Regions from separate parts of the Mus musculus genome. Here all the other regions are linked to region 1. A link is a loop called in an ENCODE intact Hi-C map of the cell type or tissue named here. Cell type or tissue: heart. All regions are shown on one strand.

Evidence for each region. A loop is a pair of places that touch in the nucleus more often than their neighbours do. Peaks named below come from ENCODE experiments on the same cell type or tissue, not always from the same donor. Only the 100,000 strongest peaks of a DNase experiment are listed, where the experiment ranks them.
Region 2: a loop joins it to region 1, with 6 times the contacts of the local background. A loop is called at or near these places in 15 of 42 quality-filtered maps.
Region 3: it touches region 1 in a loop (4-fold over the local background); 2 of 42 quality-filtered maps call a loop at or near these places.
Region 4: a loop joins it to region 1, with 3 times the contacts of the local background. A loop is called at or near these places in 6 of 42 quality-filtered maps.
Region 5: it touches region 1 in a loop (2.2-fold over the local background); 5 of 42 quality-filtered maps call a loop at or near these places.
Region 6: a loop joins it to region 1, with 5 times the contacts of the local background. A loop is called at or near these places in 10 of 42 quality-filtered maps.

The regions. Positions count from the first base shown.
Region 1 is chr6:47,648,496-47,653,495 of GRCm38, forward strand. It overlaps Gm40371 (a long non-coding RNA gene), which reads right to left and starts at 2,825. Exons shown (of 3, transcript XR_003956297.1): 1 at 2,763-2,825; 2 at 624-1,340. It also overlaps a transcript of Gm40369 not described here. In heart, a CTCF peak has its summit at 2,728 (motif pointing left); DNase peaks (open chromatin) are centred at 1,216, 2,396, 2,706 and 4,586; H3K4me3 peaks cover 1,380 bases; H3K27ac peaks cover 745 bases; H3K27me3 peaks cover 1,406 bases.
Region 2 is chr6:47,312,469-47,317,468 of GRCm38, forward strand. No RefSeq gene overlaps it. Among named protein-coding and RNA genes, the nearest start is that of Gm35280, 58 kb to the left of the region's middle. In heart, a CTCF peak has its summit at 2,200 (motif pointing right); no DNase peak of the experiment used is centred here; H3K4me3 peaks cover 452 bases.
Region 3 is chr6:47,188,708-47,193,707 of GRCm38, forward strand. It overlaps Cntnap2 (contactin associated protein-like 2), which reads left to right. Exons shown (of 24, transcript NM_001004357.2): 21 at 4,279-4,372. It overlaps Gm35280 (a long non-coding RNA gene), which reads right to left. Exons shown (of 8, transcript XR_001785456.2): 8 at 2,677-3,937. Among named protein-coding and RNA genes, the nearest start is that of Gm35565, 36 kb to the right of the region's middle. In heart, a CTCF peak has its summit at 2,749 (motif pointing right); no DNase peak of the experiment used is centred here; H3K4me3 peaks cover 915 bases; H3K27ac peaks cover 494 bases.
Region 4 is chr6:47,559,665-47,564,664 of GRCm38, forward strand. All of the region lies in intron 3 of Ezh2 (enhancer of zeste 2 polycomb repressive complex 2 subunit), which reads right to left. Among named protein-coding and RNA genes, the nearest start is that of Ezh2, 33 kb to the right of the region's middle. In heart, a CTCF peak has its summit at 1,936; no DNase peak of the experiment used is centred here.
Region 5 is chr6:47,591,354-47,596,353 of GRCm38, forward strand. Ezh2 (enhancer of zeste 2 polycomb repressive complex 2 subunit) reads right to left here and starts at 3,677. Exons shown (of 20, transcript NM_007971.2): 1 at 3,541-3,677. It overlaps F830010H11Rik (RIKEN cDNA F830010H11 gene), which reads left to right and starts at 3,856. Exons shown (of 1, transcript NR_168258.1): 1 at 3,856-5,000. In heart, a CTCF peak has its summit at 3,003; DNase peaks (open chromatin) are centred at 3,008 and 3,748; H3K4me3 peaks cover 3,639 bases; H3K27ac peaks cover 2,559 bases.
Region 6 is chr6:47,394,226-47,399,225 of GRCm38, forward strand. No RefSeq gene overlaps it. Among named protein-coding and RNA genes, the nearest start is that of Cul1, 58 kb to the right of the region's middle. In heart, a CTCF peak has its summit at 1,921; no DNase peak of the experiment used is centred here.

The sequences.
Region 1 (5,000 bases):
CCTGTGGGTGGAAGGACCCTTTCACTGGGGCCACCAAAGGCCAATGGAAAACCAGGATATAGATGTGCATGACCGATCGAACAGTGGCAAACTTACACTAAAGAAATAGACACTAAATAGTTTTAGGGTCTGTGGTCACCACAACACCAGGGGCTCGATGGAAAGGTCACAGCATTAGGAAGGTTGTTGAGAACCACTGGACTAGGGAGAACGATTGAGATGGACATACAAGTCCCAAGGAGTCAGGTATGTCTCGGCCCTATACCTAAATAACATGGCACAGAAGTCACCTAGGTTCTGTTCCATTTGGCCAGTCCATGTGACATCTCCATGTAGAAGGACGGGTTCTTGAGCCCGAGAAACAGTGCTCAAGATAAAGGTCTTGGGAGGGAGAGCCTGAGATGAACATGAGAGTCAATGTGTGTGTGTGTGTGTGTGTGTGTGTGTGTGTGTGTGTGTGTGTGATTCAAGTGTGGGAGGCCCTTCAGATTGCACAGGCCACCCACCGGGCTAGGAACTACATCCATCTGGAGCCTTCTGGGCAGAGGACAGGCACGCATCCCTGCCCAGGAAGAGACAACCCTGTGTAGGTGCTTAAGGTTCCAGGATTCCCAAGTGCTCACCTGGAAGCCCAAAGACCTCGGGCCCTCTACAGACTGGCCTTAGGACCCTGGTCTCTCTTCTCCACAGGCCTCATCTTCCTCCTCTTCCTCCTTCTCCTTTTCCTCCTCCTCCTCGTCCTCCTCGTCCTCTTTCTGCTCCTCCTCCTCCTCCTTTGTTCCTTCTATCAACACATCATTTGTCCACCCACTCATCTATTCACCCATCCCCACCACACCCCACATCCATCACCATCAGCATCAGCATAGCATCACCATCACCATCACCATCAGCAGCAGCAGCAGCAGCAGCAGCAGCAGCAGCAGCAGCAGCAGCAGGGACAGCAGAGAAAGCAGCAGCTGGAACAGGCTTCCTCCACCCCACCCGGAATCCCAAAGAAACTTCACTGGGTCTTAGAAATTGAAACATGTGTCCCTTTGGGCTGGCATATGCCTGGACCCACAGGACACAAACTCATGGGGGCAAATGCAGGAAAGGACCTCTGCCAGGGGGTGTGTCATGAATGGCTGGGTAATGCCCACCCCTACAGATCCTACGCCAAGCTGCCCACTGCTCTGAATCCCCCAGGCCATGGAGCCCACATAGGAACACCCACCAAGGGAATCACCTCTAGGCAAGGCTACTGCAGAAGAGCAGACATACACACAACTGGCTTCCTCCTCCTTATCAGAGCATGTCCGCACTGGCAACGAGTGACTTTTTCTTGGTGACAGGCTGAACTGAAAATGCAACCAGAGAAGACAGGTCAAGACCTTTGGGTCTTGAAGGAAACTAAGCAAGCAAGCAAGCAAGCAAGCAAGCAAACGTGGAATGAAGGAAGAAAGGAAGGAAGGAAGGAAGGGAGGAAGGAAGGAAGGAAGGAAGGAAAGAAGAAAGGAAGCAACCAGGGGAGCAAGCACGGGAACAAGCGGGGGAACAAGCAGACAAGCCAACAAGCAAGGCAGCAAGCAGAAATTCTTGAGTGTTGAGCTGAGTAAGGAAAGCTTAGGAAAAGCTATAGGTTTTCCAAACTAGGTCAATCCCTGTGTGCCTCTGCAGACTGGGGCTAACTTTGGGTGCTCATGTTCTTTTGTGAAGAGGATGGCCCATTCTAGCAATATGGTGTAGTTGGTGTGTCAAGCGTTTGAGGTAAGGCAGAGAAGGCAGGCTTCCGGGACCTGCCTGGTAGTGATCGTGCAACTGAAAAGTGAAGGTCGATTGTGTGTGTGTGTGTGTGTGTGTGTGTGTGTGTGTGTGTGTGAGTGTTGATTTTTCTTTTTTGTCAAAAGCAATAAAGAAGGAGGAAGGTAAAAAGTGAGGCTAAGGTCTGTGTGCTACTAGGTGAGGCCAAGTTGTAAATGGAGGATGGTGTGGGGATTGGTTGGGGTAGGGTAGGGTAGGGTAGGGTAGGGCAGGAGATGGGTTGCAAGGCGTCTGGAGGCTAGGCAAGTCGATGATAGGGTAGAGAGAAAGTGTTGAGGGGGCTGCTGTGCTGTGTGTGTGTGAGGGTGTTGAGAGTAGGTTGTGAGTTGTGGAGTGAAGGAAGAGGTGATGGTGTGTGCATAAGGGTGTGAAGAGGAGTGAGGGTGAAAAGAGAGCAGTGCGGGCATGGTTGTGTGTGTGTGTTTGTGTGAAGCGGGCCTAAAGAGAGAGGAGCCGAGGAGAAAAAAAATGTGTAGCCCAGGCTGGCCTCGAACTCGTGATCCTCCTGCCTCTGCCTCCTTCAGCAAATCCTACCGGCGTGCGCCACCACAACCGGCGAGCGAGCCCCGCGACACACACATACTCCAAACGCACACTCCATGACGACACGCGACGGGACAGCCTCCAAGCCTCACACACTACCAATGCCCAGCGCCCAGCGCCTATCATGCGCTCACACCAACCACACTCACATCGCAAGCCCACACACAAACGCGCACACTCTCACAACGCCTCCTCCTTAGCACAAACAACAACAACAACAACAACAACAACAACAACAACAGCAGCAGCAACAGCAGCAGCAGCAACAGCAGCAGCAGCAGCAACAACAACAACACCACTCCCGAGGACGCCCACACCCCTGCAAACAAACTGCCTCCCTCGCCCGAGACTCCGGAGCGCGCCCGACCCCTAGTGGTCGGCATGGGAACTGACACTCCGCGCCCCGGACCACCCACTGGGGGCTACAACCGCGCCCAGGACTCCTGAAGCCCGCTCGCTGTGCATCCAGCCTCCAGCCTCGAGCGACCGTCTCTACTCCTCTTGCTGCTTGCTTGATGCTCCTCTTGCTCTTCTTGTCCTGTCGCCGTCCAGACCCCACTTCGCACATAACTCTCTCCGGGAACGCTCAGAAAAAGCAGCAAGCGACCCTGGCCCTTCCACGCGGGCGACTGACCCACGACAGCAACAGCAAAACCGCAAACTCCCAACGCTCGCTCGATGGCCCTTCGTCTACACCGGCCCTCCTCCGCCCTCCCGGACCTCCAGGCCTCGCTGACAGTTCTCCACTCCTAAAGCGAGCCGGAGGCTCAGCGGGAGCACCCCGTGCTCCAACCTGGTGCTCCTCCAACACCCACAGCTCTGCTTTTCTTTCTTCCCTTTCTGGAAGGCCTGGGCCTTGGGCCACGAGACCACCCTGACCACAGCCAAGTCTCCGGGGCCAGGAGCCAGGCCCTCCACTTGGACCCACACAGTTCCCCACACTCGGGACCCCACGCCCACGCGGACTGGGACTGCCCGTGTTAGCCTCGCAGGAAGAACTGCAGTGGGCAAGTGAGCCTCCTGGAATCGCCCCAGCGGTCCACCGGCCCAAGCTTGTGCTCTGCTCTGCTGGGTGTACCCTGGAGAAGCGGGGGCCCCAGGACCTTTGGCCCAGCATGGCTTCTTACTCCTGAGGGGTCTGCCTTCTCCTGCCTCTCTTTGCTAGATCCCTCATGGCCCTGGCGTGCTGGGATTGGGCAAGGCAAGACACTCACTGCCTGCAACCTCCTGTGATTGCCCTCCTGGGTGATGCCCCCACCCCACCCCACCCCACCCCACCCCACCCCACCCCACCCCTGCTCTGATGGGCCAGAGGCTTGCGGATCGACCTGAGGAGGAATCCTCTTGAGATAATGCTGTTGAGATGAATTCATGATCAGTTGTAATTCCTGTTTGGTCTAAGTCCTTTCGGGAAATGAGTTGGATTTAAATCATGGGGGGCGGGGGTTTGGGGAGACTGAGGGTAGTCGACAGAAAGTCTACTTCGGGATCAAGACTAGAATGTTCCCCTTCCTCATAGAACAGCAAGAGAGCTGCATCGTTGAGAGAAGGAGCACATGAGCTTCCGTGCCTTCAAAAAATGTACTCGTAGGAGCAAGAAAATTAGGCCTGGGACAAGTTCATGCTCACAGAGAGCATCCGTTCAACGTTGGGCCTGACTTCCTGGATCTTGTGATCTAAGCCTGTGGCCATAAGTGCTCGGTGTGCACCTCGAAGAGACACACGGCTAGGAATAAACAGCAAATCGCTCTATTACGAGTGTCAGAATAGAGGGTAGGCGATTGCCCAGATTACCTGAACAACACGACTTCAAAACGAAACAAAACGAAACGAAACGAAAGGTGCACAACAGATGATGATCGGTCTCCCGCTAAATACAAAGTGTCACCAGTCAAGCACAGAAAAAACACTTGCTAACCTAGGCTCCATTGCCTTAAACTTTGTTCATCAGTTAAGACAAGAGTTAAGTCCATCTAGTGGAGAGAAAGAAGGATGGGAAAAGTTTCTTAGGCGTGAATGTCAAAACAAAATTATGTCATCAAGGCTCCTGGTGTAGTTTCCTTTTGTGGGATGATTTTAATCTGGTTTTGGAAGAATATGTTTCTGGGGTGATGGCTTTTAGAGAATATGTGACCTGTGGCTACCAGGTAATCTTCTTACACACAGAGAGTGCTGTCTTGGGTGGTATAAAAAGGCTGAGAGAAAAAACAAACAAACAAACAAACAAACAAACAAGCAAACAATGTTCTTGGCGCCAGCACGTTTCCATCCACCAAATGTGCACATGTGGAGATGTGGATATGGAGATGTGGGTGTGGGTAAAACGGTTGGAGCCTGCTTATTGGAGCTTGCTCCATCCATCTGATATGTCTGTCTGTCTGTCTGTCTGTCTGTCTGTCTGTCTGTGTGAATGTCTGAACTTATGTGTATGTGTGAAGCTGTTTGAGTTTCCCGCTTTCTACACTCAGTGTGTGTGTGTGTGTGTGTGTGTGTGTGTGTGTGGTGTCTGTGTGTGTTTGTGTGTGCTTTCCCCCTCTCCCCTTTACTCTTTGCATTTTGCAGGATTCAGCAACCCTCTCTCGGTCAAAGGGAGTGCCTCCCCTTCCCCAATAACTGAAACTTTATTCCCTTAGAGAAAAGTGGCGAGTAGGCCC
Region 2 (5,000 bases), 340 kb before region 1:
GCAATGACCCAGCTTCCCCCAAATCTCACCCTCTCCAAAACAGCTCCACACATTGCTGAAGACAGTCCCATGTGTCTAAAATTATTACTGCAGAGAAGCAAATCCAATCACGCCCAAGTCAATTCTGACCCTCCTCTCAGCCTGATGCGGTACCACGGAAGGTGATACCACATCAGGCCCAACATTTAGTGCTTCTGTTCATCCCAACTGATGGGGGAACAGTAGCAGACTCAAGATGATAGGATAGCATCTTTTGAAGTCTTTGCCTGCCCCCTGGAGCCCTTGCTTCCTGTTGAATACATCTACTTTGTTCCATTAAGGCACCTTCTGGCTGCCTCCCTTTTACTGTGGCCTGAGTATTGCAGGCTTATTGATCGGCTGGAGCATTCTTTGTGAGCTCTGGGAAAGTGCCAGTGAGGACATAGCCCTTTGCCAGCTGCAACCTGAGTGCTTTCCTCCCTTCACCCCAGACTGAGGCACTGCCCTGCAGTGGCCACTCCATGCTCCCCCGTGTGCTTGTGATAGGGTCTTCAATTGATCCTTTAGGATGACGCTTACCCTATGCACAGTGTAGCATAGGGAGCTGGGCCACATCAGTCAGTTTTTCTGAGGGAATCTGTATAGCATTACCATAGGTCAGAACAAATACATCCACTGTTGCACCAACAGTTTCAAGTTGGGGCTGTCTTAGTCAGGGTTTCTATTCCTGCACAAACATCATGACCAAGAAGCAGTTGGGGGGGGAAAGGATTTATTTGGCTTACACTTCCATACTGCTGTTCATCACCAAAGGAAGTCAGGACTGGAACTCAAGCAGGTCAGGAAGCAGGAGCTGTTGCAGAGGCCATGGAGGGATGTTCTTTACTGGCTTGCCTCCCCTGGCTTTCTCAGCCTGCTCTCTTATAGAACCCAAGACTACCAGCCCAGAGATGGCCCCACCCACAAGGGGCCTTTCCCCCTTGATCACTAATTGAGAAAATGCCTTACAGCTGGATCTCATGGAGGTATTTCCTCAACTGAAGCTCCTTTCTCTGTGATAACTCCAGCTGTGTCAAGTTGACACAAAACTAGCCAATACAGGGGCCATTTTTAAAATGCAAAGAAGTGTAATCATGAGGTATTTGCTTTGTTGTGTTTTTATGATGCTCTTAACTATGGGTTAACAGTCAAAAAAAAACTTTGTTTTTTTTTTCTTAAGTTGGAAGCATAAAAATTACTCCCCCTCCCCCTTTCATGGGGAAATACAGATAATTTAGTTTCAATGTTGAAATATTTGACATCATTAAATATCACTGAAAGTAGAAAGACAAAAAGTCAAGAACTGTCACTTACATGGGTTTACATACATACAGGCAGGCAGGACATACATACATGTACAGGCAGGAGAGAAAATATATTTAATATACTCATGCGAATGAAGGAAAATGATGTGACTATACACAAACAACCGAGGAGCAGAAGACAGGAACAAAACCAGGAAGGCAGATAATGAAGCAGGAATGCAAATCTCTCGGATTCCGATCTGAGAACCGAGGATGCCACTTTTACAACGTGAGAGTTTCAGGGCCTGGAGAGATGTGTTAATGCTTAAGAGCGTGTGTTCTCACAGAAGATCTAGGATCGGTTCCTAGCGGAGGCTCACAACCATTCATAACTCCAGTTCTAGGGAGTTAACACCCTCTTCTGGCCTCTCAGGCACTGCACACAAGTAGTGCACAGACATACATACAAGAAAATAAAGCTCATACATGCGAAGTGAAGTGAATCAGGTCCAAAAGAGTGACAGCTGACACAAGTGTGTGGCAAAATGGTGAGAGCCCACTTTCCTACCTTATCTACATGATCTAAGGCACTTAAAATTGAGGGTATATAATGAGCCTGTCCGTGGTTGGAAGTACTAGACACTAGCTGTTTTGCCACTCCGTTTAGTCTTACAGTTATTTAAATGCTCTAACTGAAACTTGGACAGTCACATCATTAGAGGCAAATGACATCTAGAAATTTGTTTTTATACTGTTGTAAATTCTCCAACAACCTATGTCTGAGGGCAGATAGGAGTCCTGTTCAAGGCTTCAATTTTAATAGAGAAGATTTCCTTTATTTTTGCCATGCTGATAAATTTCAGATTTTAAACAAACAAAAAATCCATGTGAAATTCTCTTCCAACATAGAATAGGAAGGACAAAACAATTTCAGTATTGAGCCACTAGATGGCAGATTCCTACAGTCTGAGGAACGAATAGGGATCCAAAAAAACAAAAACCCAAGAACGTATTTTTTAAATGTGTTCAAAATCAAATACTTGCTCCGTATGTAATTTAGAAAGTGTCTGTGACTTAAGTCCAAAGAGGAAATGTGATAAGATTAAAAACAAACAAACAAACAAAAACCCTTTTATTTCATCTACATCTGCTAGAGTTTAATAAAAAGTGGGACCCATAGGGATTCATAGAAAAAAAGAAACAAATGTTCTCTCCATGGTTTTCGCTGAGTCTCTCCCCGGAGGAAATGTGCTTTTATAACATCTCCAGCTTGTATTGACTCTTATGCTCTAGCCACCCCAGAGTTTATCCTTGACTCAAACCTTTGCCACTCGATGGCTGCTAGTCAGCCTGGATCAGCTACAGATCAGTGCCTGCATGGAAACCTGAGTCGGGATCCTGCCTCTGCCTTTGGCCAGCTGTGTACACCTCTAACCTGTCTAAGGCCTGAGGTCTGCAAGCCTTGGTACTGGTGTGTGCGCCTATATCTGTGTCCGTGTCCGTGTCCGTGTCCGTGTCCGTGTCCGTGTCCGTGTCTGTGTCAGCAGATGCATGCCTAACAGCCTGTGTTCCAGCTGGGAAATAAAGGATAACTTACCTGCCCACAGTTCCTCACAAGCTCTTCAAGCTCCCAGCTTCCCTCGGCCCTCTTCCTCTCCCATCATGGAAGCTTGGACCTCACAGCTTGGACAAGCATCTCTCTGTAATCTGAATTTACATTTAGCATCATATCTGACTTTGATTTAGTTTGTTTTGGTTTGACTTTGGTTTATAACCTTTATCAAAACAAAGGAATTTGCTCTGAAGCCAGGGGGGTTGAGTCTGACTTTTGTTTCTGTGTTTAATCATGGGTTACTGTGGAACATTTCCAAATCTTTGGAAATAACTAGCTGTTCACATGCAGTTGTGAGATTTAATAGACTCCATCTGCCCTTCACTGTACACACTCAGCATCATCTTTAGGCGCTATAGCACATATCACAACCAGGAAATTGGCATCCGAGTCATGCAGAGTTCACCAGTTTTCCTAGCACTCCTTTGCTTGTGTATATTTAATTTCTGCAACTTTATCACATGTGTAGATCTCTGGGACCACTGCCTCAACCAGGATACAGAACATTCCAATGAATCTTTTACAGCCACTGTGACCTTCCTCTTTGCCCTTGGCCTCTGGGAATCGTGAGGATCATTAGTGTCCAAACTGTAATTTTACCTTTTCAAGGTTTTATCAATGGAAGCAACCTGGGAGGTACCATCTGGGACTGGGTGGGTCTTATTCAGAATAATCCTTTTGAGATCCATCTGAATTGTATATATCACTAGATTACTCATTTTTATTGCTAAGTAGTATTCCACACAATGTATGCATCATAGTATGTTTAGCTATACATGCAATAAGAGATTTATGTGTTGTTTGCAGTTTGGGACAAGTACAGTTAAATCTGCTTTAAAAATTCACATAAAGTTTTGTGTGTGTGTGTGTGTGTGTGTGTATGTGTGTGTGTGTGTGTGTGTGTGTGTAAAAATAAGTTTCATTTTATCTTGGGGGGAAAAAAGAGCAAGAGTGCATTACTTGTGACCATATGGTAAACACGTGTTTAGTTTTATAGGGAGTTGCCAGTGTTTTCCAGAGAAAGTATGACATTTATGTTACTTTGAGGAATGTTTGAGAGTGTCTCTTTTTCCATGTCCTCACCACCATGTTTGTCTGTTCGGTTGGTTGTTGGTTGGTTGGGGTGTCTGTTGTTACTATTTTGGCCATTATGACACGTGTATATAAACTCTCTTTCTAGTTGATATAATGCTTCAGCTGGTGATATCAAACATGTTCTCTAGGCATTTATTTGCATCTATTTCAGTGAAATATCTGTGTATACCCTTTGCCCATTTTCCTTTATTGTTATTATCTAACACAAGGTAAATGCTATGTAAAAAGCAGTATTGAGAAAGTAATAACAGACAACTGTCCATTCATGCTCAATTCAGACAGAATCCCCTTTCTACTACCACCCCCATCTCCTTACTCCTGCTTTCTGCCCCTTCCCCTTTCATCTCACATGTTCTGTTGCCTCCCAAGTGTCCCCCAACCTCCTCTTGATGCTCCAGTCTCATGCTCTTCACCCATTTTCTGATTTGTTCTCTTTTTCACAGTTGAGTGTTGAGAATGCACCCACAATGTCTAAAGTATTCATCACTTGGCCTTTAACAACAGCAAATGCCAATTCTATCTTGCAGTATTATTACAAACTTAAGGCCAGGCTTGTGCGCTGCCATCTTTGCTTCTCCCACTCAACTTGACTCTCCTATGCACGTTATGAGTAAGGCTCTTTTCTCAGAATGGTCACCATGGTCTCCTCGAACTCGGTCTCCAACAATTTCAAGATATGACTACCAGTTGCCCCTCTTCCCAGAATTCAACCCATCAGCCCTTTAAAGATAGGATCCAACTATTTTCCTGAGTGCTGCAGAGAACTCTGTGGATAAAGCAGTTGCCTAGCACGCATGAGGACTTAAGTTTGAACCACCATGTGATGGGGCAATGCAGTGTAGTGAGTGGTTCCTCCATCTTGTTTTCTTGCTGAGGCCATTTCAGGCTTAAGTAGAATCTGATCTTTTTGATGGAGAATCCCATAGAAAACAACTCAGCTCTATTCTAGGAACCAAAGGTCAGGAGCTCCTTAGCTAACTTAGCTTCTGTTAAACTTCCTGTTTCTGCAAAAACTTCCTCCAGCTAACTGC
Region 3 (5,000 bases), 460 kb before region 1:
TAAGAGCCGCCACTTCCCTTCTGAGCTGCCACAGCAACACCTCTTCACCAGCTCTGTGCCAGCCCTTCTACCGCCAGCTTCCTTCCCAGTCATGGAGCAGGGAGGAGGGTGAGAGGGCAGTGAGGGGAGAAAGCAGGAGTATGAAGTAGAGGGATTCTCACCCCTGGTGGGGAGAAGTGGGAAGAGTTCTCTTCTCTCCCAGCATGCCTTCCGCTGGTCTTCATTGAAGAATTCCCTCCTACCTTCCTCCATGACTGTGAAATGTCACATTTGCCACATTTTGCCTGCTGTAAACCACTCCCTAACAGAGTAGATAATGTGGACTGGAATGATCTGGTATTGCCCTGGGATGGCTGTCCCTTTTGTTGTAGCTATTGCTGTTTGCTTTTCTTTTAAGACGCTCACACTGTAATCCAGGCTGGTCTTGAACTCACCATGTATCCTAAGCTGATCTCAAACTCACAGCAATCCTCTGCTTCAGATTCTAGGACTCCAGGTATAAGCCACCATGCCTGGCTATTTTTTTTTAATTATTGCTTTATTAATGAATTAAAACTAGATATAGTTGTAGTATACTTTAGTTATGTAGTTCTCAACCTTCCTAATTTTGCAACACTTTAATGCAGCTCCTTATCTTGTGGTGACCCCTGACCACTAAGTTTTCTTGTTGCTACTTCCTAACTGTAATCCTACTACTGTTATGAATCATAAGGTACATATCTGGTATACAGAATATCTGATAAGCCACTCCAAAGAGGTCATGACCCAGAGGCTGAGAACCACTGCCTAGCTAGGTCACCATTAGTTGATTAAATCAACTTTTGAGGAAACCATTATTGTTTCAAAGCAGAGGGAATAAAATTTCATTTTTAAAAAAATGTGAATCTTAGCACCTTTATCCAAGCTACTGGCTTCATAGATATTGATGATAAATGCAGGGTTTTGTTTAGCCTTGAGCTCAGTACAAGTACTATAAAATGACTCTCATGAAAGCCAAGTCCATCTAGGCTGAACCCTTAGAAACAGCTGAGAAGAAGAGGGGGTTCCATGGTGTGCATTCAGAAGGTATCTTAGTACTAACTTCACTTCCACGACCATGACTTTGAGAGGATCACTGCCAAACGTCAACATGATTGTTCTGAGCACCTATCAGGTTCTGGGAATGGTATAGACCCTTTGTGCACATATTTTGTTCTCTTTCTCTGTGTGGAGGCCAAACACCAAAAATTGACATAGGTTCCTCCATCACTCGCCATCCTTTTTTTTTTTTTTTTTAAGGCAGGGTCTCTATTGAAGGAAGTATCTAAAAAATAGAGCCGGCTCGCTCCCGCGGTTGTGCCTGGCTGGCCATGCACTGGCGGTAAAAGGCCGACCTATTTCATCTCGTGGAGTCTCTCTGGCCTGGAGCTCCTGAAACGTCTCCATTCAGCTTGCTAGGTTCCCACTGTCAGGTCGCTATCATGCCAACCTCATGCTTCAAACCCCTCCACAGCCTTTGTGGTGCACATCTGGCAAACCCATGCTTTGCCGCTGTACCTCTCTCTCTTGAATCCAGCTGAGCCGCTGCCTAAAGGAAAACACAACACAAACTTAGCTCAGAAACTATGGTAACTCAATCTCTGGGTGCAACCACTAAAACCTAATCTTGTAAGCCTTATTAAAAACTGATTCTGCCATGACACAGGGAAACTCTAGCAGCTACATCTTACCCCTCCGCTGTCCGGTTCCAAAAGGGCCCTAACTCGCTCCTGCTTCCTCTCTGCCTCTCTCCAACCCAGAAGTCCCACCTACTCGCCCAGTGATTGGCTTTATTCGTTAGGTGATTGGCTCACAAGACCAGCAGCAGGCCCGTCCACACTAGGTCTCTTCCTGAACCTGGAGCTGCCTGGTTGACTAGACTGGCTGGTCAGAGACCTTCAGGGATCGGATCTTCCTATCTCTGTCACTGGTGCTAGGGTTACAGACAGGCATTAAACGCCTGGCTTTTACATGCCACTGAAAACCCTCATGCTTGTGTGGTAAATGTCTTATTGAACCATCTCCCCAGACCCTAAACACTAAAATTTGATATTTTTAAAGGCTGGACTTACTTGCTCTATAGAGCATGCATATAAACATTGGTATGTTGTGTTATATATCCAAAAACTGAATGATAATTATCCAGAAACTGACAAGTGATTCAATTATAAATTTATTATAGACAGAGAAAAAGTTTTACAATACACTGTGAAGTTAAAGGAAGGCAGGGCAGGACTGGAGAGATGGCTCAGTGACCAAGAGCACTGGCTGGTTTTTCAGAGGACCCAGGTTCAATTCCCAGGACCCACATGACAGCTCACAATCCTCTGACTTCATCCCTAGTGTATCTGATGCCCTCTTCCCACCTCTGTGGGCACTAAATGCACATGGCACACAGACATGCATGCAGGCAAAACACCCATACACATAAAATAAAATACTATTAGTTGGTTTCTACTCATTTCTGAATAAATGAAAAAATATAATTATCATTATCACCATATGCTATTTTTATAGAATGTTTACATTATTATTTTCCTGTGATGGATATGTATTGTTTTATCCATTTTTAAAGCATTAGAAAAATATGTTATAAGAAAAATTGAGTGAAATCCACTCTGTGTATATTAAATTAAGAGAATTTTTAATTTTTTTTTTAATCCTGGCTTTAAAAAAATGAAGCAGTTAATGGGTTTAACAAGGAAGTGTTGCAGTTACCCATGTATGCCATCAGAGGGCGCCAAAACTGCCCGCTGAAACTTAGCTGCAGAAATTAAGTAGCTCGATCCCAAGGCATTTCTAGCTTAAAACGGGCAAAAGTTTCTCTGAATAGAGTGTTTGTTAGTGATATATTTTAGTACACTTTTTCAATGTACAAAAAAAATTAACAGTGCCATTTCCCTAAAGGTCAGATTCTCAAAATTTCCGGAAATATGTAGACTCTTTAACACTTATCCCTGACTGTTCCATAATCTAAGTTACAGGGAAGGTTCCAGACAAACAGTAATAAGGAATGTCCGTGGTGCCCAATTGTGAATGGAGCGTACCAGTTTCCAGTGCAGTGCACTCTTCAGACAAGTCCGAGGTTCCCATGCGCTCGGGGAGGCTGAACCTGACATATGACCCCCCTGTCCCACGACCCTGAGCTGGAATGGAAGGTTCTTCCAAAAAAAGAGTGTGTCAGGCTCAGTATCCCTCATTACTAGGAGTCGTCTCTGGGGTCATACTTGGTAGATTCCAGGGAGTTTCTCTGCACTTATTTTACACATTCACACGCACGCACGCACGCACGCACGCACGCACACACAATTCCAGAATCTCTTTCCGTATTTTCTCTCCATCCCTCCTACTGGGTTGCCTGTCCAGCCTTGATAAGAGGGTTTGTGTCTAACCTTATCGTAACTTGTTGTGCCGTGTTCCATTGATATCTCTGAAAGGCCTGCTGTTTTCTGAAGGGAAGCAGGATGTAATGTATCAGAGAAGAGTTAGAGAGAGAGAGAGAGAGAGAGAGAGAGAGTCACAGAACCCTAGAAAGTTCTAAGAGCTTACAGCTGAGGAAGCACAAGGAGACCATAATTGTCTTTAAAAGATAGGACAGAAGAAGATGTCATGTGGGCACACAGGGATTCATCATGGTCTATGAAGCTGTGACACCACTGTTTGCACGTGTACCTGGGAAATGTGGCCAGAAACATGCATTGTTCCAAGTCACTTTTGAGGACTTTCCTCTCTTCCACTTGGGAAGAACAAATTCTGCCAGAGGACATGTGCCATTAACCACTGCGATCCCCACTCCGACTCTCAGCCTCTAGAGATGCTAATTATAGCAGAAAAATTCATTTCCTTGTGAAACGCAAGTCGGCCATATTGAGCTGCAGCATGCGGTGGGGGTGGAGAGCATCCGAGGGTCAGCATTCCTCTGTAAGCAGACAGCATCCGTTCAGTGAGAGAATCCCTTTAAAACCATAATTACATAGACAGCACTGTCTAGCTCAGAGGACAGCACTGGAGATCCAATCAGGCAGGTTTTACTCTATGGAAATGAGTGTGGACCCTAATCCAGCCAGCAAATCACTCAGCTCGGGAAGGGTCTGCACTCATCAAACTGTTTTCAAAGGCAGAGACGGCCTTCCTTTTCCTCAGGGTGGACTTTAAATCCTGTGCTGTTGATGTAGTTTCCAGAAACCAGGGTTCAAAGAGGGACCTCATCACTCCTGGGATGGTGACATGCTAATACTGTGTCTCGTGCTCTTCCTACAGCTCGACCATTATCCTGCTGTGGGTTACCATCTACCCAGCTCCTCTGATACGCTCTTCAATTCTCCCAAGTCGCTCTTCCTTGGAAAAGTTATAGGTAAGCCTTTGGTTCTTCAGGTGTGAGTGCAAGAGCTATGAATGCCCCTGACACAAGTCACACCAGGTAGTGTGAATTTGCATTCTTAAACTATAGCTCTCTCTCAGTAAGGTCAACCCTGAGCATCTTTGTACAAGGAAACCTATGTGGTTGTTGACGGTGTCTCACAGGAGTATTATAAGATCCTCTTTGGGGTATTGCTCATGCGATACATTGAGGCTGCTAATCACAGCTTTGATGGGAATTTTGACTAGGACAGAGGGTATCTCAGGCAGTGCCTGAAATGGAACTAGCATTACATGGTATATAGTATAAAGAAAAGCCAGTGAAATGTAAAATGTAAAATTTGTTCTTTGGTTTATGAAAGGCCTCTGCCTATGCCTATGCCTGTGAGTCACTCCCAAGAAACTCATCCAATGTCATTTGCAGATTAGAAGGTCATCAGGTAGAGGGCTGAATTTATAACTACCCTTGTCTTTCCCTCTCATGTAAGAAATAGTCACCCAGAATAAAAGGCGGGTGCCCATGAATATTTTTAGTGTTTCACATGAAGCCAACATGTCCTGAGTAGACGTCAGTGTCAGCAGGAAGCACAGCTCACATCTTAAAGGGATAAGAGATCACTTGT
Region 4 (5,000 bases), 89 kb before region 1:
ATTCGTGCCCTGATAACCACATTGCTTTCTATCCTGATGAGGAATCCAGCTTTTCTTAAGAGTTCTATTCTCAAATGTCAAGCCTCCATGGCTGTCTCAAAAATACCTCAGATATGTACTGATGATCTTTAATAAAAATAGAACAAAATAAATTGAACTCATGGCAGTCACATATGTACACACGATATACAGAGTCAGTGTCTGAGATTTATGTAGGGTGTTTCCAAGTCAGCAAGACTGGGACTGGATGAGGTGAGATTACTCGCACACAGGCCACATAAGCCTACATGTGTACTCATGTGTCCCTCATGTGTGGTCACATTCCACATAGCAGATACTATAAGCCTTCAGTTCTACATAGCTGCTCGGGTACTCTGACCATCACAGTGCACACTGCACACAAAGATGACTCCTTCCTAACAGAAGTGAAAGTGACAGACAAAGTTGTTCCAAAGAACAAAGATAGTGATGTCTACTTAGGTGTTTTCCAACAAGGCAAAGGAAAAATAACAATACCAAAAGCTCAAAGTCAAGTAAATAAGGTGTGAATGGCTTATTAATGTTCTCTTTCCTACTAACTGGCTTCACTCACAGATCCTCATCCCTCCATTTGCTAGTCCAATAACTACAGGAACCAACATTTATTGATTACATGCTGTGTTTCAATCACCATGCTAAGTAACTGCTTATATTCATAATCATAAGTAGTTCTTGTTATCACCTTATGACATAACTTTAACATCACAATCCACAAATGGGACTGGAGGCCAGAAATTAAATCTTCCTAGGAAGATAGTTAACTTAGAAGGCAGGACTAAAAACTAAGTCTAATTGTAACATCCAAGAACTTCCTCAGTTTACTGTGCTTTAGTTCTTGCTCTCAGAAGCTCACAGGGAAGAGTCACTATAGAGCCTTATAGTATCTGCTATGTGGAATGTGACCACACCCAGTAAGGTCACAGGGTTATCACCAACAACTCTCCTCTTACTCTATCCCTAGCACATTTTCCTTTCCTTCAACCTGACTAGGTAAATTTAAGTATGAAATGATTTTAATTACTCAATAAAGCATCACATATTATCCAATAATCTTAAATATAAAACAATTTTCATTTCTTAAAAAAGTTATTAACTTTTGTTTTATATTTGGTGGGAATAAATTAATTCTACATAGAAGCTGTCTTTATAGCTTAGAGGGACAGACTGGTTCTCCAGCCCTGACTTACCTGTGTTAGTATATGAATCCAAGGTCATGTGTAAGTCAGACAGAAAATATTCTTTTCAACCACTAGCTAAGGGGATGACTGATTTGCAGAATCAATATATACTAAATGAAAGCTGGAAACTCACAGAAGCACAGAAAACAGGAAGTCACGGGCTATAGCACAAATGACACCCCCAGTCTAATATCTCCACCCCATTTCTGATATCCACCACTTCAAAGTTCTGAGTCATCCACAAGTCAACAAGGGATGAAACGCAAGCTCTGTAAGGGGAAGAGCATCTGAGGTGAAAGGTAGGATTTTTACCTTTCTACCTCAAAACAATATTCAGCAGTGTCTTAAAACATATGTTTATGGTGTCAACAGACTATGTTTGTGGCAGAAAGTTCAGTTCCTTCCGAGCTGAGGACACCTATGTGGAGAATGAAGCTGAGCTCTCTGCAGCACCTCTGGATCCTACCCCACACAGTCTCTAGCCATGCTACAACCATACCGTCCTCACTTGTGAAATGATACTGAAATGCCACAGCCAATGCAGGTAAAACAAGTTGGGAATGCTATGTGTTGACTTACAGAAAATTATACAAAACTCCCAGTTACTTAGCAACTTTACTTCCTTTGAACGTGTTTCGCTCTCAACTCTTTAAATACTCATATTGCTCAAAACAGTGCAAAAGCTGTTGTTGACCTCACCAGAGCATTTTTGCCCGCTCAGTTATACCTCTAGGTGGCCTACTTTAGCAACTTAAATTTCTAATTCTAATTCCAATTTCAGGATCACAGATAATTTAACAGTGGTAAAGAAAACCAAGTTACCAAGGACGGCACACTGTCAGAGAAACACAGCTGACTGGAAAGTAACAAGCTTCCTCTGAGGCTGGGGACTCACACCACCCAGCTGGTACAACAGGCGACTGTGTGGCTGGAGAGGAAGCCAAGTCAAAAGTAGTAGTTGTAGGAGTACACAACCAAACTGAGACTCTTGGCAGAAGACTGGTTCCAAGTAAAAACTGTGCTATGGAAAATCGTACAGGGAGAGCAGGTGAGTGGCCTGCAGGGAAGGGAGAAAAATTAACACACCCTACTATGTGCCAAGCACCATGTTAGAGACTTTACCAAAGTTGACTTTAAAATTCTCTACTACCTTATGAGGTAAATATTCCCCATTTTAGGCAGGACATCCCAAAGGACAATAGTAACAGCCACCCCACCTCTGAATGATCCTTAGCATGAAGGCAGTTAAACCCAGCTTCAAAAAAGTCCACGGGAGTTATATCACACCAGCTCCTGGGTGGTGTGATCATACATTCTTGAATACTCACTGGCTCATTCAGTTAGTTCACACTGAGACACCATGAACTGTCATTATTTTCAAACATACTCCTATTTCCTATTTCTCCATATGAGAACAAAGAAGAAACAGAAAGCCATAGCCCGGGAAGAGACTGTGAGTGAAAGGCATCAGCTACTGTCAACTCAGGGAAGCATCAGCCCAGGGGAGAGTGAGGAGGAGACATCAGCTGTCATCAACCTCAAAGGGAAGCTGAAGACTACTTCCGAGACTACCTTACTTTTTCCTCAGGACTTAAGGAAAGAAAGGGAACAAAATCCAAGTTTTTAATTAGCTAGGCCTTATGGTAAGGGCAATATACATACTTAAATTCAAGACCGCTTTTTGGTGAAGCAAGAAGGAAAAAAAAAGGAATGAGTTAAGCAGCATGTATTGAGGAAGCTCAACAGCAAACATGGTTTCATAACCAGTTTGAAGGGCAGAGGAAGAAGACTGAAGGGGACACTCTTGAGAAAAAGTGTCTCTCACAAGAGGGTCAGAAATAAAAACAAGAATGGGCCTAACATCTTCACGCAAGTATTTAATGAAACCTAGGGAATAAACTAGGAATAAATCTATTCCAGATTGTAAACTGCTTCCATTTTTGATATTACACATTTATGTCAAAAAACCATTACATACTGGAGTCTCCCTTGTAACAAAAGGCTATTATCTTGGATTTCACTTTCATCTAATATCACTTTCACACTTCTTCCTAGCAGAAATGTACAAGCATTTCTGTGTGTGTGTGTGTGTGTGTGTGTGTGTGTGTGTGTGTGTGTGTGTGTCTGTGTCTGTGTCTGTGTCTGTGTCTGTGTCTGTGTATGCATGCTGAGGGAGGGGAGTATTTTTGTTGTTATTTTGCTTTGAGGTAGAGTCTCTCTGTGTAGCCCTGGCTGGCAGGGAATTTTCTATTGAGACCAGACTGGCTTCAATCTTACAACAATCCTACTGCCTTGGCTTCCTGAGTAATGAGATTATATGTAGCTTTTCAGGAGGACTAGTGTGATGCCTAATCTAATCTTAGTTGTAAACTTCACTACATGTAGAATTAACTAAAACCCAAAGGGCTAGGTATGCCTGTGAGAGATTTTTTTCTTTATTAAATCATTTCAAGTGAGAAGACCCACTTCTCACCCTGACCTTCAGGGTGTGAAGACAGATACATCTTTACCCAAATCTTTTGAGAAGGAAGATCTACCTTTAATCTAAATAAACATCTTCTGCTGGAAGCCTATATAAAGGACATGGAAGAAGGGAACTTGTTCTCTGCCTGCTTGCCCTGGATCTTGAGTCCTTCACTGGCATTAGAGCATACTTCTTCGGGATTCAGGCATACACTAATGACCAGCTAAAACATCAGGCTTCAATGACTTAACAACTTCTAGATTCTTGTACCTTCCATTTGTAAATAGCCATTGTTGGAATAGCTGGACCACAGCCTGTAAAACATTCTAATAAATCTCCTGGATGGATGGAACCATCCATCCATCCATCCATCCATCCATCCATCCATCCATCCATCGAGTTCTAGAGAACTCTGACAGATTTTGGTACTAGAAGTGGTTCTAGAGCAACAAAAATATAAGGATGAAACTAAGTATCTTTCTAAAATAGGCATCTCACTTTGTCAATACTAGTTACTGAAGCCTTTCATGTAAGCTCAGAGAGTCCTGAATGATGAAAGCCCATTATGTGTACTATTTTACAAATTAAGGAGACAAATACATTTGATTATCCTGATTCACCAAATGTGAGAGGCAATGGATTTGGTGACTCTGTATATAAAACTTTGGACAATTTGTGGAAAAATAAGGAAAAGGATGACACTGGTCAGTTGACCTTAGCATCACTAGATAAACTGACAATGGGAAAGAATGAGCTTCACGATAAAATTAATCAACTTCTATCATCTCAGAATTTAGTGAACTCACCAATGAACTCAGCAATAAAAATAAAACTGACCAACTGTAGGTTTAGTCTAAAGCAGTGGCTTTCAACCTGTGGGTCGTAACTCCTTTGGGGAATCACATATCAGATACATATCAGATATTTACATTACAATTCATAACAGCAGCACAATTACACTTATGAAGTAGCAATGCAATAATTTTATAGTTATGGTTTAGCACAACATGAGGAAGTATATTAAGAGCCGCAGTTTTAAGAAGATTGAGAACCACTGACAACAAAGGTTTCTAAGTATGCCCTGGAAGAGATCTTCTCTCTAGCAGCCATAGAGCTCAAGTTACAGAAAATCAAACCAAAGCCCCCATTATAAATAAGACTGAATAAATTACAAATAAAATTCAGGTCCCAGCCTCAGAGGGTGTTAAAATTAAGGGCATTACTGGTAAAGAATAGGATCCTATACTTGATATGCAGATATGTAGGAGGACCCTATTGAAGCTGAGAACATTGAACCCTCAGATTCTCAAGAGTATGCT
Region 5 (5,000 bases), 57 kb before region 1:
ATATCATGAAAAACTAATAGTTTGAGACAGTTATGAACAACACAGCAAGATCTACTTCAAAAAAGAAAAAAAGAAAAGCAGAACCTGGTGGTACACATTTATAAAACTAGCACTCAAAAGACTAAACAGGAGGACCTCAAATCCAGGTCAGCCACAGCTACAAATAAAGACCTAGTCTCAAAAAAAGAAAGTAAGTTTGGGCTAGCATTTGAAATGTAAATGAAGAAAATATCTAATAAAAAATTGAAAAGAAAGAAAGAAAGAAAGAAAGAAAGAAAGAAAGAAAGAAAGGAAGGAAGGAAGGAAGGAAGGAAGGAAGGAAGGAAGGAAGGAAGGAAGGAAAGAAGGCAGGCAGGTATAGTGGCCTATCCTAGCACTCAAAAGCCAAGTGAGGTAGGATAGGACTGCCTCAAATTTAAGGCCTGTCTGGGCTACATAGTAAATTCAAGACTAATCTGAGTTACATAGCAAGTGAGGGAGGAAGACCTAGCCTGTCTGCTTTGCCAATTTTCTTTATTATTGAGGAAGAATATGTGAACCCATGCATGAACACATAAGATAGCTTTTTTGGGGAGTCGGTTCTCTCTTCCCCTGTACCAGGTTCCAGGAATCAAACTTGGGTTTCATAGTAAGCAGTTTTATTTATATCTCACTGTTTTCCAAATTTCTCTGTCAATTTATTTCACTGTATCTTTCCAATTTCCTTAAATCACTTGGTTATTAACTATTCTCTGGAAACTACCAACCTAAGTGTTAGGCAACCAATCAAAAATAGGACAGAAACTTTGTCCCACAACACTTAGACAGTGTGAAGCATAAACAAGTGAACAATTTGATACATGCAATAATATAAGTATGAACAAAACTCTGTGAGTGTCTGAGACTTCTGGGACAACATCTCTAAAATAAAGCACATACTCTGATGGACCTTTCTCTGAATTTAATGAATTGTTCCTTTCTACCCATGTTCCACCGTAAAGATTCTACCAACCTATAACTACTATGGAATGTACTGAAAAATTCACCATCTACACTGACATAAAGACTTCAAAGCTAATCTATAAACCATTTCTATAGCCCATAAATCATTTTATCAGCAGAGAAATTTTCCTTTGTTCGTTTTTTTAAGGCAAATCAACTTTCTTCATTATTATTTAAAGGCTAGTAATAAAATAAATCTAAACTTCTTGAGCATATGACTTCAAAGGATAAAGGACAACCTAAAGCAAATGAATTTTGGTGTGATTTGGAAAATCTGACTAAAACCTTTACATAGCCAACACAAAAATAATCACATGTATCCATGCAAAAGAATATCAGTACCAAAAAGAACACTTCTAGCTACACATGTCAACAAGTGGCTTTTTCTATCCCTATTTAGACTTCTTAAACATTTCTCATTTCTACCGAAACATAAGGCAATATTTTCAACCAATTCTTCAGAGAGTTAAGGAAATATATGTGGCAAGTACAAAACAGCAAATGTCAACTACAGGAAAAAATCACATATTCAGGCAAAACTGAATTGTTAAATTCTAAACTAATTTTCTACCAAAATTCTATACAACTAGCTCACCTCATAATGAATGAGATTATCAATAGGATTTTAATGTAAACATAAACCTTATGCTACAATCTCAACATTTAGAGCTGCACCTGGAATGTCTATTCTACGATGCTCCTGCAAATCAGAAACAACAGAAATTTGACACTGCATTTCTTTGTCTCCATTCATATGAAACCGTAAATTAGCAGATGTACTTTAGGTCTTCATTAGATGAAACAGTGCAACAAGAGTCTGTTCTTTTGGTTTTTTTTTGTTTTTTTTTTTAAGAAATATATTCAAAACCCATCAAAATTAGAATATAGGATGCAATTTTCCTAAGTTTTCCTAATGCAATTTTCATTCTCTAGTACACCTCTCCAAAGAGAAAAGGCAGGATTCTTTTCGTTTAAGACCAGAATCCAATCCGTTTCCAACTTGAGAATACAAGAACAGGAAATTAAATATAACCTAAATATTTCCACATTCTTCTAAGTAAAATTGACTTTTATTCCTGAATATGAATTCACTGCTAATATTCATTAATAAAAAGTAATTGAAAATACATTTTTAAATCGCCAAAAATATAAACTACATTCAACTGTGACAGCATTAGTATTTTTCAAATGTTTTATGTGCCATTAAAAACCCATAGAATTAAACTGATAACGACTTTCCTGAAACTGAAAAGGCGTTGTAGCGTTGTTGTACGGTATTTTAAATATCAAAGACAAATTTTTACTTCAGATGAATTTAGATTCTACAGATCCTGTTAATAAGCAAAGTAAGTTTCTTTGAATTGTGACAAGAATACACTCGAATTTCTTAGGCAACAAATGCCTTTTCTGACTCACCAAAGCTATTGTTCACGGGAAACGTGACCCACTAAAAAGAAACTGTCAATTCTACAGCGTAAACCCACATTTCTCGTGGGTATTTTATTTCGATCATCTAGTCTTTAACAACCTACCCCTGGAGATTTGGGGAATAATCACTGAGTAAATGACAGTTGATTTCGTTAGCACCTGTCACCATTCTCAAAAGCACACAAGTTGGCCAAAACAGATTTTGTTTTTCTTTCAGGTTTTGGTCCTTTAGAAAGTAGAACTCACAAGACATTCACCAAGTTTTCCGAAAGCCCGTGCTTTCTCAATTTCTCCCATTTTCAAAAAGTAGCCCTGAAGCATACGATCTGGTGCGTGCAAGGGGGGCTGTATAATGAAGTGAGAGAAGGAAACACAGCTGGACTCTTCCATCGAACTTAGCACAAAGCCAGTCGAGGACACTAGCAGCCCGAGGCAGTGGGAGACTCCCGGCTCTCGGGGAAATGTCAGCCGCAGGGCTAAGGGAGTTCCCACATTGTGCACGCAGTCCCGCCTTAGCAAGGCCCGGCGTTAGCCGGTCGCCCCCAGCAGGGCCAGGCAAGGACGAGCCCTGCCCACTCGCGCTCGCGTCGCGCCTCCCCACGCCCCCACCCGCGCGGCGGGAGCCCCGAGTGTCGCGTCCTCCCCTCCCCTTCCGAGACACAGTCTGTCCTTTGTCTGAGTGCAGACTCTCGACTCGGTCCCACCAACTTGTGTGTAAGTCCCGTCCTACCCGGGCGCTCCCGCCTCCCAGCCACACAAAGAAGACTTGAGGCTCAGCGCTGCCGGCCCCGATCGGCCACAGGAACGCCCCCAGCCCCGGCCAGGCGGGACCAGGCTCCGGGACAGAAGCCCCCACTCCCGGCCCCCGCCCGCCCGCGTCTGCCGGAATCCACAGTTCACTCGTGGGACCGCGGGGACCGCCACACACCTCACGACCGCTCAGAAAGCTGTCCCCTAGCCCTCCCTCCGCGCCTACAAAAGCGGCGCTCGAGTGAGACCCGCTTGGGCGATGCCGAAGACTGGCCAGGCACCCGCGCGGAGGTCCCGCGATCGCCGCCGCCGCCGCCGCCGCCCCGGGGCGCGTTCCAGATCCCTGACTGCCGACCACCGGCGGCCGACGGCGCGGACTACCTTCGTCCCGCGCGCCAGCCCGCGCCTCTCCCGCGCGTCGCCCCCAACCCGCCGCCACCGCCACCGCCGCCGCCGGGACTCCACTGCCTTCGATGTCCCACTGGGTGTCGGACGCGACCGGACCGAGCGCCAAACGCAGCAACCCAATCGCCATCGCTTTTATTTGGCCCCCCCAGCACTATCAAGCGCCTCTCCGATTGGAGGATGCGAGAGGGCGCCCGTCCAATCAGAGGGCCGAACGGGCTGGGAGCCTTCGGAGCGAGCTCCAGCCCTGGGAGCGCGAGGCTCACCAGCGCGTGCGCGAGTGACAGGGCTCGCTCTGAGGAACGCGGCTTGCTGGGTGGAAGCACCACAGTCGCTGTCTTTGTTCTTTTGCCAACGTGCGGTACCTCTCAGGAAAGCCATGGACAGGCAGGCGGAGGCCGGGCACTTGGCGGGACCCGAAGCCCGCTATGGGCAGGAGGCGGGGAGGTCGGGATGGCGGGAACCGGCCGGGGGGCGGGCCAGCTCTTGGCGGGAATGGGCGCTGAGTGGTTCTCGGGAGGGGGAGGGGAGGAGACGGGCGGGCGCCTGAGCCAAGTTTGAAATAGTTCAAAACTCGGGTTGGTAACGGTCTTAACCGCCCTCTTCTCCGGCGTGCCATACTGGGCCCGGGGTCCAACACTTTTGTTGGCGCCACTGAAAGGAAGGCGTGTGACCGGCCCCACAGGGGATTCAATGCGGGGCGGCCCTCGCTCCTCACGGAGAGCACCAGTAGGCAGATAAAGTTAGTGCGGTTCCTTTCGGCACCTTGGAGGCTTTGGCTAGCAAAACTGGTGCCTAATCCCCTGACGACGGAAGAAAAGGCGACCAGATTTCTCTGAAAGGCCTTCCAAGCTGCGTTTATGGTTCTTAGCACTTATCAAGGTTTCAAGTTGTTTATTAACAACTTTTGAGAGCAAATAGCTCACCCCATGTTTTCTCAGCAAAGTGTAAGGAGTTTGCAACATTTGTCAATGGCATCTTGGGAGTCAACCTTTCTCCCCGAGGAATAGAAATGAGCTGCTTATACAGTACGCAGCCCAACCCCCACTCCCTGTTCAGTTATCTGGCAATGAGGTGAATAATGGTATTTCAAATTTACTTTTAATAAGATGCATCTGAATGGCAAAATCCCACAGACCTGTGAAAACAGGTTCAATAGTGAAGAGTTCAGACTGAGAATTTGTAACACTCTGGAAGTTATGTATCTGTATTGGTCGTGGTTCTCTAGAGGAACAGGTTGAATGAATGAATGAATAAATGAATGTATTCATTCCTTCACTGATAGAATGGATAGAGAACTGAGAATGAATATGTATATAGATTTTCAGAATATATAGAAAGAAGGAATATATACATAATCCTTCACTGGCATTAGAGCACACATCTTCTGGCTTCCTTCAGCCAAAGACACCCAGGCTTGTAGACTCAAGAACTAG
Region 6 (5,000 bases), 250 kb before region 1:
AGTAATCTACTTGCTGTCACCTCCAGTCACACAGCAGGGAAGTGTGTGCTTCCTTCTCCACAAATATCAATGTACAGTTCCTATTTCAGAGGTGGAAGCACCTTCTAGCTAAAGACACAGCTAGAGGGTCTCCCTGAAGCTCTACGCCATAGCTGCCTCCAGTGACTCTCACTAAGAGACCAGCAGATAAGGAAAGCAGTGAACTTCATTGTAAGGGAAAACTGTCTTTAACTATCAGTAGGAAGTAAGTAGGTAGGTCTGGTGCTAAATATATGTGGCCTATGTCTGGCAGTCAGAAAACACACTAGTATACCCCAATACTCCCATGCCATTTTCTAAATGAATGGACATGGACTAAGATCAAAGTATCTAGAAGCTTGTATTTTTCAGGTGAGTGGGGAATCAAATTACTGAATTAGTGAAGCCTCACAGGTCAACAGGAATGCTAACCAAGGGGAAGAAATCCAGCATGAATAGTACAGAAGGAAGGAGACTCCCAGAAGTAACCTTAAGATCAGTTACAAATACCACCAACCCGAATCCTGCAAACTTCCTCGGAGAACTAGTTGGAGTTGAGCAGCTCAAAGAACAGACTATAGCAGATACTGTGGCATTCAGGACGAATATAGCTGCCTCCAGCTACTGAAAAGGCAGAGGGCTTCCACTCCTACTCCTCTATGGAAATTGCTGCCAGTCAGAGGAAACTACCATCTTTAAAACCTAAGAGCCTATCATTTCAATAAACTAAAAGAGCCCCCTTTCAACTATATTTCTGAATGGACTTCTCAAAATTGTCAAGGAGGTGAGGACACTAACATGAGTGGGTTTGTTGGGAGGAGTGGTTACTATACACACAGGCTTGAATGGAAACCCCACATGGGTAGTTGCTGTTAGCTTTTCCATTTTATTTTATTTTATTTTATTTTTGAGATTAAAAAATTATAGGTGTAGCTGTTTTGCTTGCGTGAATATTTTCACACCGCCACATATGTTCAGTGCCCTGAACAACTAGTAGAGGGCATTGGATCAACCAGAAACTGGAGTTACAGACTATTGTATGCTGCCATATGCAAACTGAGTCTCAGCCCCTGTCCTCTGGAAGATCAGTGAGTGCTCTTAATGGCTGAGCCATCTCTTTAGTCACTTGTTAACTTTTTAATCCACTTCCACAACTCACTCCATCTTGGTCTCAACCCAAGACATTTGCCTAGCTTCCCCTTTCTCTCCTCACAAGATTTACAGGTTTGACTTTGATCTAAATTATTGAGTCTTGAATCTCACCATTGCTGCAGCTGGCAAGTTTGGGATCTGCTTTCTTGCTGTGTCTACCAAAGCCTTTCTTCTAAGGAGTTAAACATTAAATGTAGTGTAGGGTCTTCCCTCCCTCAATGGCAGAGGAGTTTTGGATGACAGATTTAAGAGGTGCATACCATCCAGCTGTGGCAGGGTCTCTCTTCAAAGCATCTGTGTGGCTCAGCTTCCACAGGTGCATGCCTCGTGGTCTTAAAGTCACAGCAACTCACACTCCAGAGTCTAATTAGAGCTGACAGTCTCAGAATGGCTTAACAGCTTATTCAACTCAAGAGAGCCAATCTACTCACATAGCATAGGGAACTAAACACTCCAACCTCAGAGAGGCAGTCATTTAAAAGCTAGAGCCCAAACCATCTTTGGAGTCTGTTACAATTCCCTTATCTTTGAGTTAAATAACTTAATTAGCTAGAATCCAATAAGCATAATTGGTATAGTAGAGACACAAAATAATCACTTATATGATTGCTTAGATCCTGAGTGGAAAGCCTAACTCTGCTCCTTTTGAACTACAATTAATTCGTTGTGAAATATGAGTGCATTGTGAATACATCAAAACACGTTAGAGATGGCAAGATAAATGGTACAGTTGCAATTAGGTATGCCAGGGGGCGCTATGGGACCAGGTTCTGGTTGGCTTTTAAGTTTTGGTTCTGGACAACATTTTGAATGGTGTTGGCTCAGATGTGTTCTCACTTCTTGGACCTAACGCTCTTATCATTACTCTCCTTCTGGATCCCATTGGAAAGAGAAGGTGGTATCCATAAAGTCCTTATTAAAAGCATAGACATCCTTGAGCAACAAGAGGCCTCTTGAGATTTCTTCTTCTTATCTTAAAAGACGTGAGAAGCATTGCACACACATAAAGTGGAGACCGAAAATAATATGGAGTGATTTCACACTGTAAATGTTATCAGCAGCAGGGGATAAGCCTAGGCCATGTGGGAAGTCTGATCATGAGACCATGAGGAGAGAACCAGAGCCATGGTGGAACTGGCCCACTCTAGGAAGATGCCAGCACTGTGTGGCTGGCCAAACAACTGGACAGAAGTTCATTTGTTCATTTCTCTTTCTGTTTTGCCCTCTCCGTTTCCATCCTAAGGTCACCATCTCCTGCCCTCCTCGTCTCTTAGTTTCCTGGCAGATTTGTGTCTTCTCAAAGAAGGGCATGGGTCACAGAATGTCACAGAATAATAGAACAAAAAGGGAACTCCGGAGGGATGTCTTCCAACCCACTGGGTGCCGGTGCCATGACTGAGGAACACAGTAGCTTGCCTCACATCTGGAATGTCATCCCAGAACCAAGGACTTCTCATTCTGCCTCTCACAAGGAGTGTTGGAGAGTGAGACAATGCTAAGAAAACCTCATGCCCTGCCAGAAGAGAACAGACATAAATAGCTCACAAAAGAAAGACAAGGGAGGGAAGAAAACGGAGAAAAAGGGAGAAAATAACAAGACACAGGAGGGGGAAGACTATGTGAGCTGTGGTGATGCCACCATCCTATGAGCCTCTGCTTACAAAGCCTCTTTGATTCTCCTCATTCACCCCAGAGAAATGGAAACTCACCCACAGAAGACACAGACAATTATGTCCAGAAAAACTTTCTGCATAGTATTTAAAAGTTGGGAGGCATGAGGGCCTTTTGAGAGTGTGGTGACATTCAAGGACTTGATGAGAACTCGAGTCACAGGCATGGGGTTTCTGTTAGAATTAGTTGGAAAAATATAGTTAAGATCACTTACATTTTATTGTCTCTAAATTTTAACCCGGGGGGGCGGGGCTCCAGTGTTTAGAGCCTAAGCAATTTGCTTCAGTAGGTATACAAAATATAAATATAGAAGACAGAGAGACAAATGATACGGAATTAAACAAGGATTGGAAACTCCTCCCTATCCAGTCTAGGCGGTGAGCACATCAGTGTTCTCTGTAATATTCTCTCAACTTTTATGTATGATTGAAATTTTTCATTAAAAGTCATTTAAGAAAAAGTCACTAAAGGGCATGGCATATAGAAAGATTAAAATGCTATACAGGAGAATATGTAACTAGAATAGCCCCTTAAAGGGCATGTAGGGAGTCATCTGGGGCAGGGAGGGGTGGGACATCAGAAGGTCACATGTCTCTGTGCTGGGTTTGGTTGCACACTGACCTTACTGTAAGTCTTTTACAAACACACAAGCATTTTTCCAGAAGAAATGTCAGCCAGCGAGTCCAGCCCTCCAAAGTGCTTCCTCCCATTTTTTTTTTTGTACTGTTTCCTTCCTTCATTTTCTCCTTTCTCATACATAACAATTTGGGATTAGTTCAATGTTGACGTTTTTAGTCAATTGTCATATTCATTGCATCACAGATTTCTTCAAATGACACTCAAGACACATCAGCTTCTGCTCCAGTTGAATACTCAGTTTTTAGGCTAGTGTAGGATTAATTCAGTGTGCAGATGGCAACCCAAGAGGACCAGTGTGGAATTTTGACAGCAGAATTCCTTTGTGGTTTAGAGCCCTAAGCACAAGGCTTTCAGTGCTAAAACTGAGATGAATCAGAGCCTTAATCCTGTACCATAACTGTAAGAAAATACTAGAAGCAGAATACTTTATCAAGAGAAATTTATCTGGGCTTTTTGTTTTGTTTGGGGGTGTTTTAGGTTGGTTGTTATTGTTGTTTTTAGATTTACTTTTTTATGCATATGAGTGTTTTGCCTTCATGAACGTCTGTGTATCACATGCCTGCCTGCTAGCCAAAGAGACAGAATAGTGCATCAGATCTCCTGGAACTGAAGTTACAAAATAGCCCACATGTGAGTGCTGGTAATCAAACCTGGGTCCTCCTCAAGAGCAACAAGGGCTCTCTTAACAACTGAACCAACTCTCTATCCCAGAAAATAAAAGATCATTATAGCTCATAATTCTGAAAATGAAGGTTGAATAAGGCTACATATGGCAATGGCTTTCTTCTGGCAGAGATGTACATAACATCTCATTGGCAAGACATGGGAAGACCACAAATGTGTCCTATGGTCTTTCTCCCTCTTCTTACAAAGCTACCAGATTCAATCATAGCATCTCCTCCCTGGTGACATATCTAATCAATTACCCCCAAGAAGCCCCATCTCTAAACACCATAGTTGCATTAAGTTTCTGCCCTCTTAATACCTTACTACAGGGATTAAACCTCAACACAAAGACCCTCGGGATTCACACTCCAAGCACACAAACCACAGCTGTCAGTCACCTTGATACCACGCCTGGCATCTCATATTTGCAAGAGTCCAAGGGAATCATTTAAACACATTTCATGTTTCATTTAACATAACATTTTATATATAAATAGATAGTATTTAAATTAAATTCTTGTCATTAAAAAAAAAAGTCACCAGGGATTGGAGAGATTGCTCAGTGGTTAAGAGCATTTGCTCTTCTTTCAGAGGACCCAGGTTCAGCTCCCAGCAACCATATAGTGGCTCATAGCCAGCCACAACTCCAGTACCCAGGAACTCAACGTCCTTTACTAGACTCCATAGGCACCAGGCACACACATAGTATAGATATATGTGTGCAGACAAAACACTTGCACATGTAGAATAAAAACAAATGAAACTTTTTTTTTCATAGATTAAGGTACCTTAAGGGACATGGCTTCCTCTGAGCCAAGTGTAAAATGCATTGTTTCTTCTTGACATACTCATAC